Regions from separate parts of the Homo sapiens genome. Here region 1 is linked to region 2. A link is an interaction called in ENCODE POLR2A ChIA-PET data of the cell type or tissue named here. Cell type or tissue: Caco-2. All regions are shown on one strand. Each heading gives the region's core, and the rest is flanking DNA. Links, peaks and the distances in the headings are about the cores only.

What was found. ChIA-PET counts read pairs that join two places held together with the same protein. Peaks named below come from ENCODE experiments on the same cell type or tissue, not always from the same donor. Only the 100,000 strongest peaks of a DNase experiment are listed, where the experiment ranks them.
Region 1: POLR2A ChIA-PET joins it to region 2 with 5 read pairs; 3 of 35 experiments call an interaction of 5 or more read pairs at or near these places.

Annotation. Positions count from the first base shown.
Region 1 is chr3:33,577,731-33,585,730 of GRCh38, forward strand. It overlaps CLASP2 (cytoplasmic linker associated protein 2), which reads right to left. Exons shown (of 39, transcript NM_001365631.1): 22 at 7,020-7,190; 23 at 4,091-4,198. Among named protein-coding and RNA genes, the nearest start is that of CLASP2, 140 kb to the right of the region's middle. RefSeq lists enhancers at 1-74, 75-585, 965-1,546. In Caco-2, for the core only: no CTCF peak of the experiment used is centred there; DNase peaks (open chromatin) are centred at 1,351, 4,121 and 4,721.
Region 2 is chr3:33,442,747-33,451,942 of GRCh38, forward strand. It overlaps LOC124909363 (a long non-coding RNA gene), which reads left to right and starts at 3,807. Exons shown (of 2, transcript XR_007095862.1): 1 at 3,807-4,391. RefSeq lists enhancers at 3,757-4,258, 5,393-5,892. In Caco-2, for the core only: no CTCF peak of the experiment used is centred there; DNase peaks (open chromatin) are centred at 3,785 and 4,677; H3K4me3 peaks cover 1,145 bases.

The sequences.
Region 1 (8,000 bases), core at 1-8,000, 130 kb after region 2:
GATGGTATTAGGAGATAGGTGGGGCCTGTAGGAGCCAATTTGCCCTAATGACTGGGATTAGTGCCTTTACAAAAGAGACCCCAGAAAGCTAGCTAGCTCCTTCTAACATTTGAAAACACAATGAGAAGGCATCATCTGTGAACAAAGGAATGGGTCCTCATCAGACACCAAATTTGCTGGTTCTTTAATCTTAGACTTCCTAGTCTCCCAAACCATGCCGAATAAACTTCTGTCATTTAAAAGTACATAATCTATGTTATTTTGTTACAGTAGCCTGAACAAACTAAGATGAGGAAGCTAAAGCCTAGAGAGAGATTAATTAATTTGATTATAGCCACACTACTAGTAAGTGATACATTTCAGTATCTATACTCTTTTAATTCCTCTGCCCTTAAACAGTAGATGTACCATCTTTAATTTACATTGTTGAAAAGTCAATACACCTCATTTTGTTAACATTAACATTTTCCATAATGGTTCACATAACATAAATTCTGCATTCAGTATATTATTTAAATATCAAGGCACATTTGAATACAAAAAAATACTAATAATTTAACCAAAATGTAGAAATTTGTGACATATCTCCCTATATATTGCTCTAAAATCTAAATTTAGCATATTTTGCATAACACCATAAAGTTAACTTTTCTTTTACATACAGAAATGAATAGCCAAAAAATGCATTTTAATATTTAATAAAATACATTACTTTAATTTAGAAAGTTATTCTTCCTCAGATATATTAGAGCAGTTAAAATACTTTTAACATGAGTCACTCTTTTGTTTGCTACAGGACAGCCTTAATAAACAGGAAGACTGAAAGAAAGGAGGATGTAAACTAAGAGAATGCTGCACAAAATGTTTAGTTAGCCCCGAAAGGTGACTGGTATCATTAGAAAAATAAACTAAAATACATTGTTAGTTTTAATTTTACCTAACAGAAATAATTTCTAAAATGATGAGGAGGAGTTGAACAAATTTAAAAATGTCTAGTGGACAAAAATCTTTGAAACACTTTACAGAATCAATAGTTATCTGTGACTTGAAGATAATAGGTGTCTGAAATAAAGTAAGCCTTTGAAATATCTTGGTTCCAGAAATACATGGAAACTAAAGGTGCAAGTTCCAGAGAAGTTAAACTTTGCTCGGCTCTAATTTATTTCTGATGCTTTAGGGCCCTCAGGCTAAACTTGTGATTCATCTGCTGAATAACAATATCCAGCCATAAGCAACAAGGGGATTCCACCAAAGAAACAAATAATAGAAAGGACCAAAGAATGTAGGCAAATGTAGCAGAGAATGGGAATAGCAAGAACAACTTAATCTCTGGGAATGCTACCTTTCATCCCTGCAAAACAAACAGGGCTAATCTGCTGCCTTTGCTATGCAGTACCCATATGTAAATAAAATGGCTATAAAAAAGCCAATTCTTCTAAAACTATGACTAAAAGGTTTAGTCATCTTCAGTGCAAATAGGAACTTTCATGAGAATCAGGAAAACTGTTTCCTTTAATATTAAAATTTAAGTAATTTTAAATTGTCAAATGGAAGCTTTGAGATGAACTAGAATATTAATGACTAGACAAAATATTTCTTTAAGAACTGGTATATTAAACAATGTTTACTTTCACAGTAATTAGTAGTAGATTATAAAGGTCCTCTAATCTCTAACTATTGTACAGGTTTACAAAGTACAGAAACACATTTTGGTTTCTTCTTGATATGTTTTCTAGGAACGTGCAATATCAACATTATATAAATGCAGGTGCCATTAAGAAATCTGAGATCCTTCCCACTGAAGTGTAATTTAACTGTTTCTAGGGTAAGTGATTAGAGTTTCAGGGGGAAGAGGTAGAGTGGTAATAGCAGCAGCAGTGGTGGTAGCAGTGATGATGACCATGATGACCATGATAACTGAGTGCTCATTATGTGTCAAGCACTGCCTTGAGGGAGTTTTTCACGTATTTCTCATTTATGAGTCTCCAAAACAATCCTAAGAAGTACACACTATTATTATCCTTGTTTTATAGATGAGGAAACTCAGGCATAGAAAGGTTACGTAGCTGGGGAATGAACCCAGGCCACCTGACCCTATGATATACATTCTTAAACCACCACACACCCAACTCCACTTCCCTCCACTCCTGAAAGTAGGATGATTATTTTATACACATGTAGGATTTATTTCATTTCTTTAAATGTATATCCATGAGGATGCACCACGTATATGTGCATGCGCATGCACATGCACACATACAGACATTCTGCAGACTAACTCTATTGCATATGAACTAAAAATATCTCTGACAAAGTACCTGCCACACACAGCCTTAGTGATGTGGAACAGTTCTTTTTACTTTGGCACCTCCCCACAGAGGGAAAAGAAAGAGGGAAACTCTCTGGCACCTGGGGCTGGAACACAAACAAGGGTTGGGCATATTCCTGTGATTCTAGCTTTAATGGGGTTTTCTAGGTCAGTACAAAAAAGCCTAGTATATTTGAGCCAAATGGCCCAGAGAATGAGAAATTAACCACTAGAAATTCTTGGCCAGGTGCAGTGGATCACACCTGTAATCCTAACACTTTGGGAGGCCGAGGTAGGTGGATCACCTGAGGTCAGGAGTTCGAGACCAGCTTGGTCCAGTATCATGAAACCCCATCTCTACTAAAAATAGAAAAATTAGCTGGGTGTGGTGGTGGGTGCCTGTAATCCCAGCTACTCAGGAGGCTGAGGCAGGAGAATCGATTGAACCTGGAAGGTGGAGGTTGCAGTGAGCCAAGATCGTGCCACTGCACTCCAGCCTGGGCAACAGAGTGAGACTCCACCTCAAAACAACAACAACAACAACAATGAAAGAAATTCTATACTACCATATGTATCTGAGGAAATAAGAATTCCACTGGATAAGTAGAACTAGGTTCTCCCTGAGCATTCCAAAGTCCAAAGAGCAACCTTCTAAGTATTACAGTAAACTACACTGTGTTAAAGAAAAAAAATCTGGCCAGGTGCAGTGGCTCACGCCTGTAAACCCAGCACTTTGGGGGGCCGAGGCGGGCGGATCATGAGGTCAGGAGATCGAGACCATCCTGGCTAACACGGTGAAACACCGTCTCTACTGAAAATACAAAAAAATTAGCCGGGCGTGGTGGCAGGCGCCTGTAGTCCCAGCTACTCAGGAGGCTGAGGCAGGAGAATGGTGTGAACCCAGGAGGCAGAGCTTGCAGTGAGCCGAGATCGTGCCACTGCACTCCAGTCTGGGTGACAGAGCGAGACTCCGTCTCAAAAAAAAAAAAAAAAGAAAGAAAGAAAAAAAAGAAAAAGAAGAAAAAAAATCTAAAATGGCTACAGGCTTGTGCATTTAAACAAAATACTAGTTAAAATGCTGAAGGATCACGCAGAAATTCTAAAGATTCTCAATGTACATACAAAACTGTACCTCTCCAGTTATCCTAATACTGAATGTTTAAAAAATCATTTAATATTTTTATAATTGAGGTAAATATAGTATTACAATCAAGGTTACAATACAGTTGGGGACAAACAAGTTTTACCGCAGTGACAAGAGCATTAGCTCATAGGAAATGACTGTTAAACTGTAAAATATTATAAAAATGTTAATCCCTACCATTAATAAGTAGTTCAGATGTTATTTTGTGGCATTCTTTTTAGTAACCTAAGTTAAATGATCTAAGCTGAAATGTTAACATTTCCGCTGAAAAAGACAAAAGTATTTTATCAAACTAGTCCGCATTTCACTTGAGATTAAATATTTAAATATCTTTAAATTTGCAGGTTTACTTGTTAAGAAAGATCTAGACTTCAATATTCTGAAGTTTAAACCTGTGTGACATTTACTTGATTATGAAGGCAATCTGTTAATACAATGACTAACATATTCATTTCAGACATGTAAATCAAGTCAAAGGAATTTCCCAAACATGTAATTTCCTTTCCTCAAAATGACAGAAAAGGGGTAGAGAGAAAGATCTGTCGACAAAGAAAGCTAAATCCCAGGTATGCTGAAGTTAACAGATAGTGATAACACCATGGATAAGCAATGCACATAACACCTGCCCGAATACGTACCGAGGGGCTGAAAAGAGCGAACAGGACTTGTGTCTCTGCTGCTCTCCCGACTAGCTTCCCGGCTGCATCCTTGACTCACACTTGGTCGAGGAATACGACTGCTTCGGGCTGGTGTGAAGCAACAGCAGCACACACAGTAAGGGAGAAAACAGAACAGAGTTTGCATTTTAAAAAATTTTGTTTTTTTCTTTCTTAAAGACTGAACAGTAACTTAAATTTTTCTAAGGCTGAAAAGAAATTACTCTTGCTGAAGCATTACCAGGAATACAGTTAAATTCTTAAATATGGTCCTCTAGTTTGTATGAAATTAGAAGGGCAAATAATATTTTACCAAACTAAAAATGCTGCAAATAAAAATATTTAACATACTGTACAATACAGTAAAACTCAATTTTTCTCTTTGTTCACTGAACTATAGAGGCTTCTAACACTTTTGGTATCTTAGGTTAAAATCTTGCTTTTAATAGAGAGAAAAACCCTATACTTATCAAATATTAATCTAAAGTAAAATACCCATTCTTAAATTCTCAGTTCAAGATAAAGAGGAAAAAATGCCAGGTGCAGTGGCTCATTCCTGTAATTCCAGCAACATGGGTAGGTGAGTGGGGAGAACTGCCTGAGGCTGGGAGATCGAGATCAGTCTGGGCAACATAGTGAGACCTTGTCTCACTACAAAAAAAATACAAAAATTAGCTGGGGATGGTGGCACATGCCTGTAGTCCTAGCTACTTAAGATGATGAGGCAGGAGGATTGCTTGAGCCCAGGAGGTCGAGGCCGCAGTGAACTATGATCATTCACTGCACTCCAGACTGGGTAACAGAGTAAGACCCTGTCTCTAAAACAAACAAAAACAAAAGAGGAAAAAATAAGCCAATGCTTTCGATTCCCATTCTTTTTCTCACCTCCTCACAAATGAAAAACCCACAAATATGGAACGAAAGAAACAATAAACAGGGGTGAAGACTGACTAAAGGTGGAGTAGAGAATTTAAAATAATGTCTGGAAAACAAAAAGAAGTGAATTAGTTAGATGAAAACTTCAGAGGCTCATGGGCCAAATACCAGGCACAGAATAAATGAAAAGCGCTAGGAACAGTAATTCAGTCTGTAGGCCTAAACGAAATCGGTGCCATCTACTCAATAAAGACATTCTCAGACAAGTAAGGTTTCAAAAAGCTTGACTCCTACACACTATTTCTAAGGAATTATTTGTGAATGTGTACGAGCAAAGCAAAAGAGCAAAGGAAGAGAAAGAGGATCCAGGAGGGAGTGATTCAAACCAGGAAAGCAGCAAATAGGAATCTCAAGAAGATAGCTGAGCAAGAGGCCTAGATGCAACTAATCCAGAGAGAACTGAAAAGAAAGTCTGGAAAAAATAAGGAACTGCATATTTCCTTTCAGCAATACTGAAGGGAAAGCAATCCTAAAGGATATGAGAAGTGCACACTATTCTTAGTCACTTTCTATATACACAGCAAATGAAAACGTGGCATAATAAGTAAATAACTGGTATAAGTTATAATGACATAAGTAAATAACTGGTAGGAATGTAAGGAAAGAGAATTCATCTCCTTATAACAGGAACACTCTCCTTCAAGTGGTCCCTAGGGAACTCACTGTACCTTTGGGAAGAAATGGGTTCACAGTACACTAGGTGTCTTGGCTGCAAACAACATTCATTTACTCATAACACAGTATATGTTATTTACAGCTTTTCATCTTTTAAAGCCAACTTATGGAACAAGTACATAAGACTTGCTTGTGGATACAGAAGAAAATGTATGTGTAAACTTTAATAATGTAAAAATTGATAACTCTAAGAGTGGAAGGTGAAGGAAAAAGTATGGAAGTTGAGATACTGATTGAGGTTGACGAAACAAGAAATAGAAATATGAGTATTTTCTTTAAATATGAGAATATTTTTTAAAGTTACATAGGTAATCTGCAAAAGACTTAAAACAATAAAAAAAATTATTAAAAATAAACTGGAATAATTAGGGGCTTTCTGCTCTGGAAATGACGGATCAAGTAGCAGCTATCCTAAGGACAAAGTCAGCAACATGGTTGATAAAGCAGAAAAGAAGGAAGAGAGAGTGAGAGAAAGGGAAAATAGGCAGATTTTGGGTTCATCATAGCAATGTTAATTAGTCAATCCTGAAGGCCGTACAATCTTCAAACTTAACTAATAAATCCATTTTTAATGTTTAAGCTGGCTTCATCTATCATTACTATTATCTGAAATTGAAAGTATCCTAATCAATACACAGAGAAAATATTAAAGTTTACTAGTATTTGAATAGGGCTGAACTATAACACGAATGTCAAACACACAAGAAACTGTGTATATATGTGTATATGTGATAAATATGTTATAAAATTCCACAATAACCTTTTCCTTTAAAGTACTAGCTATATTTTTCAAAGCTCCTATGAATTATAGGGTTTGTTTGTTTTGTTTTGGGTTTTTTTTTTTTTTTTTGAGACAGAGTCTCCGTTGCCCAGGCTGGAGTGCAGTGTGATCTTGGCTCACTGCAGCCTCCACCCCAGGTTCAAAAGATTCTCCTGCCTCAGCCACCCGAGTAGCTGGGATTACAGGCATGCACCACCATGCCTGGCTAATTTTTGTATTTTTAGTAGAGACGGGGGTATTGGCCAGGCTGGTCTCAAACTCCTGACCTCAAGTGATCCACCCCCCTCAGCCTCCCAAAGTGCTGGGATTACAGGCATGAGCCACTGTGCCAGGCCCTGAATTACACATTTAAGATACCTAATTCAACTCATAAACTATTCTTCAATTGTTGAATTTTTAAGTTATTTTCTTCTAATTTGTAAGTCCTAATTGTATTCCAAAGTCTTCAATGCTGCCAAAGCCTGAAAAAAAAAAAAAAAGGGTTACATGTCTCACATAAAAAAAAAAAAAAAATCTTACCCACTGAAAGCCTAGATGGACTAGCCTCTCTGCTACAGCCCTGGCTCCGTGGTATCTTGCTTCTTTTTTGTGCTGAGGCTGAATTGACCAGGACTCTTTGAACACCAGAGCTCACAGTGGACAGGGCTGTTGTGGTCAGAACTCTTCCTGGAGACCCAGACCGGCTACCAGCTGAACACCAAACACATATACAAATGTTAACATGTAAATGCCAAGAGAATTTGCTGAAAGGATAAAAATTCAAGAAATATTGATAATACAGAGAAAACTGTGACAGTATGGCAGGTTCTACGCTCAAAGGAAATAGACCGAGGAAGATTTAAATATAATTATAACCTGGAAAAAAAAAGGTATACTACATATATGAGCACTAAATGGTAAATCATCTAAAATATACTTTCAGTTTTGGAGGTATAAGACACTATGTTTAATAAGGAGAACATTATTATAATTTTTAGAACACAAATGGTATACAAGATTTCCAAAGAAATCACTTATCTGACAATCCATTTCATATGGCTATCATGTTCTACGTGAATAAGCTATATACAGTCATATGTCACTTAACAATGGGATACATTCTGAGAAACGTGTTGTTGGGTGATTTTATCATTGTGTGAACATCATAGAGTGTACTTACACAAACCTAGATGGTATAGCCTACTACAGATCTATATGGTATATAGCTTATTGCTCCTAGGCTACAAATCCTATACAGTATGCCATTAACAATACTGTAGGCAACTGTAACACAATGGTAAATATTTGTGTATCTAAAAATACCTAAACACAGAAAAGGTACAGTAAAAATATAGTATTATAATTTTTTAAAGCTTTATTTCCAATGGTTTTTGGGGTAGAGGTGGTGTTTGGTGACATGAATAACTTCTCTAGTGGTGATTTCTGAGATTCTGGTGCACCTGTCACCCGAACAATGTACACTGTACCCAATACGCAGTCTTTTGTTCCTCATCTCCTTCC
Region 2 (9,196 bases), core at 654-8,653:
CAACAGAGCGAGACCCCTGCCTCTACAAAAGAAAAATTTTTTTTGAGACAGAGTCTTGCTTTGTTGCCCAGGCTGGAGTGCAGTGGTGCGATCTCAGCTCACTGCAAGCTGCGCCTCCGGGGTTCGCACCATTCTTCTGCCTCAGCCTCCCGAGTAGCTGGGACTACAGACGGCCGCCACCACACCAGGCTAATTTTTTGTATTTTTAATAGAGACAGGGTTTCACTGTGTTAGCCAGGATGGTCTCGATCTCCTGACCTCGTGATCTGCCTGCCTCAGCCTCCCAAAGTGCTGGAATTACAGGCATGAGCCACCGCTCCTGGCCAAAAAAATTTTTTTAATTAGCCAGACATGGTGACCTGCACCTGTGGTCCCAGCTACTCCAGAGGCTGAGGTGGGAGGATCACTTGAGACCAGGAGGTCAAGGCTTGCAGTGAGCCATGATAATGCCACTCTAGCCTGGGTGACAGATGAGACCCTGTCTGGAAAAAAAATAGAAGTATCAAGCAGCGCTAAATAGTAATGTCATAAAGAGACCAAAATATAAAAGAAGGATAGTGTTAAAAGAAAACTTTAGACAAATTAAATATAAGAGTTTAATTTTGCAAAAAAAAGATTTGTCAATCAGGTAGCCACCCCGAACCAGAATATGTTCAGAGAGACTCCAACACTGTTGCATGGTGGAAGAAGATTTATGGACAGAAAAAGGACAGTGATGTACGGAAAACAGAAGTGAGATATAAAAACAGCTTGATTGGTTGAGTGTATTATTTGAACAGTTGGCCTCCTGTAATTAGCCAAAACTCAGCGATTGTTATAATAGGTTATAGACCATTTATACATCCAGTTAGGTTACAATTTACTGTGTACAGAGAAACCTTTAGGCTGAACTTATAAGGAGGCAACTTTAGGCTAAACTCAATTTAACAATTTCTCCCCTTTTGTTCAACCTCTCAACTTGACCAAAATAGAGAGGTTGACCAAAATCCTAGACATTGACATTACTTTCTGACCATTGTAAATGTACTTATCTGGTCGCAAATCCCATTGGGAAATAGTACAACAGTGGGTTTTGTAAGGTGCGAATAAGGACTTTAGGTTATTTTCTGGTAAGCGTTAGAGTAGAGGATACTTTTTTTTTATTATGTTGGAATTTTTATTTATTTAAATTTTATGGACATTTTATGGATGATTGTATGTAAACATTTAAAACTTTTGAAAGTCCTTAGTGCACATAGGAGACTACTATTAAGATTACCAAGAGGATAATACCAAGACTTTGGAGTATGCCCCTTAGCCAGGGTCAACATGAACTAAACTAACTAAAATCAAATAGATCAAAGAAAGAGCTAGATAAAAGATCAAGCTGTTTTAACCAAGCAGCTTGTTTATTAATCCCCTGTAACTGAATCTCTATAATACCTGATATGTTCATCTCTGTGCAACAAGAAGTGTGAGCAACTGCAGATACTTCTCTGTATCTGCATACAGAGATACATACTTCTCTGTATGCAGATACAGAGAAGTATCTGCATACAGAGATACATACTTCTCTGTATCTCAGTAAGTAATATACAGCAATTCCGTTATCTAGCACAACTTTAGCAAGAGAACTTAAAGTCTGTTGTGCCATGGCCTTTGCAGTAGAGTCAGCTATAGAGTCTACTATGAGGGATAAATTTCCTTTTTCTTTCTTTTTTTTTTTTTTACTTGTTGAGACGGAGTCTTGCTCTGTCACCCAGGCTGGAGTGCAGTGGAGCGATCTCGGCTCACTGCAAGCTCCACCTACCGGGTTCATGCCTTTCTCCTGCCTCAACCTCCCGAGTAGCTGGGACTACAGGTGCCCGCCAGCACACCCAGCTAATTTTTTTCTGTTTTTAGTAGAGACGGGGTTTCACCATGTTAGCCAGGATGGTCTCGATCTTCTGACCTTGTGATCCGCCCACCTCAGCCTCCCAAAGTGCTGGGATTACAGGCGTGAGCCATCATGCCCGGCCTTTTTTTTTTTTGAGATGGAGTTTTGCTCTTGTTGCCCAAGCTGGAGTGCAATGGTGTAATCTTGGCTCACTGCAACCTCTGCCTTCCAGGTTCAAGTGATTCTCCTGCCTCAGCCTCCTGAGTTTTTGGGATTACAGGCACCCGCCACCATGCCCAGCTAATTTTTTGTATATTTTTTTTCAGTAGAGATGGGGTTTCACCATGTTGGCCAGGCTGGTCTTGAACTCCTGACCTCAGGAGATCCACCCACCTCGGCCTCCCAAAGTGCTGGGATTACAGGTGTGAGCCACCGCGCCCGGCCATGAGGGATAAATTTCTTTTTTTTTCCTTTTTTTTTTTTTGAGAGAGTCTCACTCTGTTGCCAGGCGGGAGTGCAGTGGCACAATCTCGGCTCACTGCAACCTCCACCTCCTGGGTTCAAGTGATTCTCCTGCCTCAGCCTCCTGAGTAGCTGGGATTACAGACGTGCACCTCTATGCCCAGGTTTTTTTGTTTTTTTGTGTGTGTGTGTGTTTTTAGTAGAGACAGGGTTTTACCATTTTGGCCAGGCTGGTCTCGAACTCCTAACCATGTGATCCACACGCCTCAGCCTCCCAAAGTGTTGGATTACAGGTGTGAGCCACCATGCCTGGCCATGAGGGATAAATTTCTAATCATTGCTTCATTTATTCTAAATTATGGAAAAAGAGACAATAAATGATGTCTGTATCTACAAGACTGAAGGCCTCCTGGCAATGTTTTTTTTTAAATTTATGATATTGGTTAAGAGGAGTGGACTAAAGTTTTTGACTGATTATGAGGTAATAAAGGTATTAACATCAGTTATCTATATTGGGGTTTTTTAATTGTTTAATTTTTTTTTTTTGAGACAGAGTCTTGCTCTGTTGCCAGGCTGGAGTGCAGTGGTGCGATCTCGGCTCACTGCAACCTCCTCCTCCTGGGTTCAAGTGATGCCCCTGCCTCAGCCTCCTGAGTAGCTGGGACTATAGGTGCCCGCCATCATGCCTGGTTAATTTTTTTGTATTTTAGTAGAGACGGGGTTTCACCATATTGGCCAGAATGGTCTCGACCTCCTAACCTCGTGATCTGCCTGCCTTGGCCTCCCAAAGTGCTGGGATTACAGGCATGAGCCACTGCACCCAGCCTATTTTTTAATTTATTAAGGCACAAGGTTGTTTGTTAGAAGACTGGCTTTGAAATCTTTTATAAATAAAACTATATTCTATGAGTGCATATAAGACTTTTATTTATTTTTATTGTCTATAGAGGCATATGTAAGGAAAAAATTAAGAGGTAAGAGTCTCATGATGGTAGAGAAGTCTTGATTTGTGATCTTGGGAAAGTTGTCCATGTCTAGGATGTTGTCTGTTTTCAGAGAAAGTTTTTTTTTTTTTTTTTTTTTTTTTTTTCTGGTTGGTTTTTTGTTTTTGTTAGTTTTAGGTCTCTAATGGGTATATAGTTTTAAGAGTCTGGGCCAGGCGTGGTGGCTCATGCCTGTAATCCCAGCACTTTGGGAGGCTGATGTGGGTGGATCACCTGAGGTCAGGAGTTCGAGACCAGCCTGACCAACATGGAGAAACCCTGTCACTACTAAAAATACAAAATTAGCCGGATGTGGTGGCACATGCCTGTAATCCCAGCTACTTGGGAGACTGAGGCAGGATAAGTGCTTGAACCCAGGAGGTGGAGGTTGCAGTGAGCTGAGCTCGTGCCATTGTGTAAACGCACCAATCAGCACCCTGTCAAAATGGACCAATCAGTGCCCTATCAAAACAGACCATGCGGCTCTCTGTAAAATGGACCAATCAGCAGGATGTGGGTGGGGCCAGATAAGAGAAGAAAAGCAGGCTGCCTGAGCCAGCAGTGGCAACCCGCTCGGGTCCCCTTCCACACTGTGGAAGCTTTGTTCTTTAGCTCTTTGCAATAAATCTTGCTGCTGCTCACTCTTTGGGTCCACACTGCCTTTACGAGCTGTAACACTCACCGCGAAGGTCTGCAGCTTCACTCCTGAAGCCAGTGAGACCACGAACCCACCAGGAGGAACAAACAACTCCAGATGTGCTGCCTTAAGAGCTGTAACACTCACCGCGAAGGTCTGCAGCTTCAGTCCTAAGCCAGCAAGACCACGAACCCACCAGAAGGAAGAAACTCTGAACACATCCAAACATCAGAAGGAACAAACTCTGGACATGCCGCCTTTAAGAACTGTGACACTCACCACGAGGGTCCGTGGCTTCATTCTTGAAGTCAGTGAGACCAAGAACCCACCAATTCCAGACACATTTTGGCAACCACAAAGGGACTATCACCTATTGCCAAGCGGTGAGACTATCGCCAAGTGGTGAGACCATCGTCTATCGCTGAGCAGCAAAACAATCGCCTATCGCCAAGCAGTGAGTACCATCGGACCCCTTTCGCTTGCTATTCTGTCCTATTTTTCCTTAGAATTTGGGGGCTAAATACTGGGCATCTGTCAGCCAGTTAAAAGTGACTAGCGCGGCCGCCGGACTAAAGACATGGGTGTCAGGCTTTCTGAGAAAGGGCTCTCTAACAACCCCTGACTCTTCGGAGTTGGGAGCGTTGGTTTGCCTAAAACCAGCTTCCGCTTTTCCTGTACTTCTGGGCTGAGCCGAGGGTAGACAGAGAGGAAAGTATGCAACTCCAGGGTCCTGACAACAAGTTGGTTGACCCTGGGGCCATGAGCAGAACTCTCAAAGGCATGTCGCCCAAGCGAGACTCGCCCATCTATCCTATCTATCCTGACTCTTGCCCCCTGGGTCCTAATGCCTGCCAGACAAACTTCCTCTCACCTCTCTTCTCTGAGGTTAGTCCCACTTCTAAAAATTGCTACCTGTCTCTGGTGCTTTTCTCATTTCTCCTATAAGAATGATTTCTAGTATAAACTCCAGGACTCTGTTACCTTCTTTAGGCACCTGGGCTCCCCAATCAGAAAGACATAATTTTTGCCCAAAGCCCGTCATAGTGGGGACTACCTGGAATTTTAGGATCCCTCCTCAGACTAATAGGCCTAACAAAAGCTATTCCTGAAGCTAGGATATGGGGAGCCTCAGAAATTGTATCCTTCCTATTCACATAAGTGAGGACAAAAGGCGTCACTCTTCCAACCCTGGAGATCCCTTCCCTCCCACAGGGTATGGCCCTCCACTTCATTTTTGGGGCATAACATCTTTATAGGAGAGGGGTAAAGCCCCAGTACTAACAGGACAATGCTTAGGACTCTAACAGGTTTTCAAGAATGCGTCGGTAAGGGCCACTAAATCCGATTTTTCTTGGTCAGGCCTCCTTGTGGTCCAGGAGGACATGCAAGCGTGCAGGTTTTCGAGAATGCGTCAGTAAGGGACACTAAATCTGACCTTCCTCGGTCCTCCATGTGGTCTGGGAGGAAAACTAGCGTTTCTGCTGCTGCGTCGGTGAGGGCAACTATTCCGATCAGCAGGGTCCAGGGACTGTTGCGGGTTCTTGGACAGGGGTTGTTTCTGCTGCTGCGTCAGTGAGCGCAACTATTCAGATCAGCAGGGGCCAGGGACCATTGAGGGTTCTTGGGCAGGGGGAGAAACAAAAAAAAAAACCAAAACTGCAGGCGGTTTTGTCTTTCAGATGGGAAACACTCAGGCATCAACAGGCTCACACTTGAAATGCATACTAAGCCACTGGGACCAATTTGACCCACAAACCCTGAAGAAGAGGTGGCTCATTTTTTCCTGCACTACGGCTTGGCCCCAATATTCTCTCTCTGATGGGGAAAAATGGCCACCTAAGGGAAGTACAAATTACAATACTATCCTGCAGCTTGACCTTTTCTGTAAGAGGGAAAGCAAATGGAGTGAAATACCTTATGTCCAAGCTTTCTTTTCATTGAGGGAGAATACACAACTATGCAAAGCTTACAATTTACATCCCACAGGAGGACCTCTCAGCTTACCCCCATATCCTAGCCTCCCTATAGCTCCCCTTCCTATTAATGATAAGCCTCCTCTAATCTCCCCTGCCCAGAAGGAAATAAGCAAAGAAATCTCCAAAGGACCACAAAAACCCCTGGGCTATTGGTTATGGCCCCTTCAAGCTGTACAGGGAGGGGAATTTGGCCCAACCCGGGTACATGTCCCCTTCTCCCTCTCTGATTTAAAACAGATCAAGGCAGACCTGGGGAAGTTTTCAGATGATCCTGATAGGTACATAGATGTCCTACAGGGTCTAGGGCAAACCTTTGACCTCACTTGGAGAGATGTCATGCTACTGTTAGATCAAACCCTGGCCTTTAATGAAAAGAATGCGGCTTTAGCTGCAGACTGAGAGTTTGGAGATACCTGGTATCTTAAGTCAGTAAATGATAGAATGACAGCTGAAGAAAGGGACAAATTCCCTACCAGTCAGCAAGCCATCCCCACTATGGATCCCCACTGGGACCTTGATGCAGATCATGGGGACTGGAGTCGTAAACATCTGTTGACCTGTGTTCTAGAAGGACCAAGGAGAATTAGAAAAAAGCCCATGAATTATTCAGTGATGTCCACCATAACTCAGGGAAAGGAAGAAAATCTTTCTGCCTTCCTCAAGCGGCTACGAGAGGCCTTAAGAAAATATACTCCCCTGTCACCCGAATCACTTGAGGGTCAATTGATTCTAAAAGATAAGTTTATTACCCAATCAGCCACAGATATCAGGAGAAAGCTCCAAAAGCAAGCCCTGGGTCCTGAACAAAACCTAGAGGCATTATTAAACCTGGCAACCTCAGTGTTTTATAATAGGGACCAAGAGGAACAGGCCCAAAAGGAAAAGCGAGATCAGAGAAAGGCCGCAGCCTTAGTCATGGCCCTCAGACCAACAAACCTTGGTGGTTCAGAGAGGACAGAAAATGGAGCAGGCCAAACACCCGGTAAGACTTGTTACCAGTATGGTTTACTAGGACACTTTAAAAAAGATTGTCCAATGAGAAACAAGCTGCCCCCTCATCCATGTCCACTATGCCAAGGCAATCACTGGAAGGTGCACTGCCCCAGAGGATGAAGGTTCTCTGGGTCAGAAGCCCCCAACCAGATGATCCAACAATAGGACTGAGGGTGCCCGGGGCAAGCGCCAGCTCATGTCATCACCCTCACTGAGCCCCTGATATGTTTAACTATTGAGGGCCAGGAAATTGACTTCCTCCTGGACACTGGCGTGGCCTTCTCAGTGTTAATCTCCTGTCCTGGACGACTGTCCTCAAGGTCCGTTACCATCTGAGGAATCCTGGGACAGCCTGTAACCAGGTATTTCTCCCACCTCCTCAGCTGTAATTGGGAGACTTTGCTCTTTTCACGTGCCTTTCTAGTTATGCCTGAAATTCCCACACCCTTATTAGGGAGGGATATATTAGCCAAGGCTGGAGCTATTATCTACATGAATATGGGGAACAAGTTACCCATTTGTTGTCCCCTACTTGAGGAGGGAATCAACCCCGAAGTCTGGGCATTGGAAGGACAATTTGGAAGGGCAAGAAATGCCTGCCCAATCCAAATCAGGTTAAAAGATCCCACCACTTTTCCTTATCAAAGGCAATATCCCTTAAGGCCTGAAGCTCATAAAGGATTACAGAATATTGTTAAACATTTAAAAGCTCAAGGCTTAGGAAGGAAATACAGCAGTCGCTGCAACATCCCAATTCTAGGAGTACAAAAACCAAATGGTCAGTGGAGACTAGTGCAAGATCTTAGACTCGTCAATGAGGCAGTAATTCCTCTATATCCAGTTGTACCCAACCCCCTATACCCTGCTCTCTCAAATACCAGAGGAAGCAGAATGGTTCACGGTTCTGGACCTCAGGGATGACTTCTTCTGTATTCCCCTGCACTCTGACTCCCAGTTCCTCTTTGCCTTTGAGGATCCCACAGACCACATGTCCCAACTTACGTGGATGGTCTTGCCCCAAGGGTTTAGGGATAGCCCTCATCTGTTTGGTCAGGCACTGGCCCAAGATCTAGGCCACTTCTCAAGTCCAGGCACTCTGGTCCTTCAATATGTGGATGATTTACTTTTGGCTACCAGTTCGGAAGCCTCGTGCCAGCAGGCTACTCTAGATCTCTTGAACTTTCTAGCTAATCAAGGGTACAAGGTGTCTAGGTCGAAGGCCCAGCTTTGCCTATATCAGGTCAAATATCTAGGCCTAGTCTTAGCCAGAGGGACCAGGACCCTCAGCAAGGAATAAATACAGCCTATACTGGCTTATCCTTGCCCTAAAACATTAAAACAGTTGCGGGGGTTCTTTGGAATTACCTGCTTTTGCCGAGTATGGATCCCTGGATGCAGGGAGATAGCCAGGCCCCTGTATACTCTAATCAAGGAAACCCAGAAGGCAAATACTCATCTAGTAGAATGGGAACCAGAGGCAGAAACAGCCTTTAAAACCTTAAAGCAGGCCCTAGTACGAGCTCCAGCTTTAAGCCTTCCCACAGGACAAAACTTCTCTTTATACGTCACAGAGAGAGCTGGGATAGCTCTTGGAGTCCTTACTCAGACTCACGGTACAACCCCACAACCAGTGGCATACCTAAGTAAGGAAATTGACATGGTAGCAAAAGGCTGGCCTCACTGTTTAAGGGTAGTTGCAGCAGTGGCCATCTTAGTGTCAGAGGCTATCAAAATAATACAAGGAAAGGATCTCACTGTCTGGACTACTCATGATGTAAATGGCCTACTAGGTGCCAAAGGAAGTTATGGCTATCAGACAACTGCCTACTTAGATACCAGGCGCTACTCCTTAAGGGACCGGTGCTTCAAATATGCATATGCGTGGCCCTCAACCCTGCCACTTTTCTCCCAGAGGATGGGGAACCAATCGAGCATGACTGCCAACAAATTATAGTCCAAACTTCTGCCACCTGAGATGATCTCTTAGCATTCCCCTTAACTAATCCTGACCTTAACCTATATACTGATGGAAGTTAATTTGTGGAGAATGGGATATGAAGGGCAGGTTACGCCATAGTTAGTGAGGTAACCATACTTGAAAGTAAGCCTCTTCCCCCAGGGACCAGTGCCCAGTTAGCAGAACTAGTGGCACTTACCCGAGCCTTAGAACTGGGAAAGGGAAAAAGAATAAATGTGTATACAGATAGCAAGTATGCTTATCTAATCCTACATGCCCATGCTGCAATATGGAAAGACAGGGAGTTCCTAACCTCTGGGTGAACCCCCATTA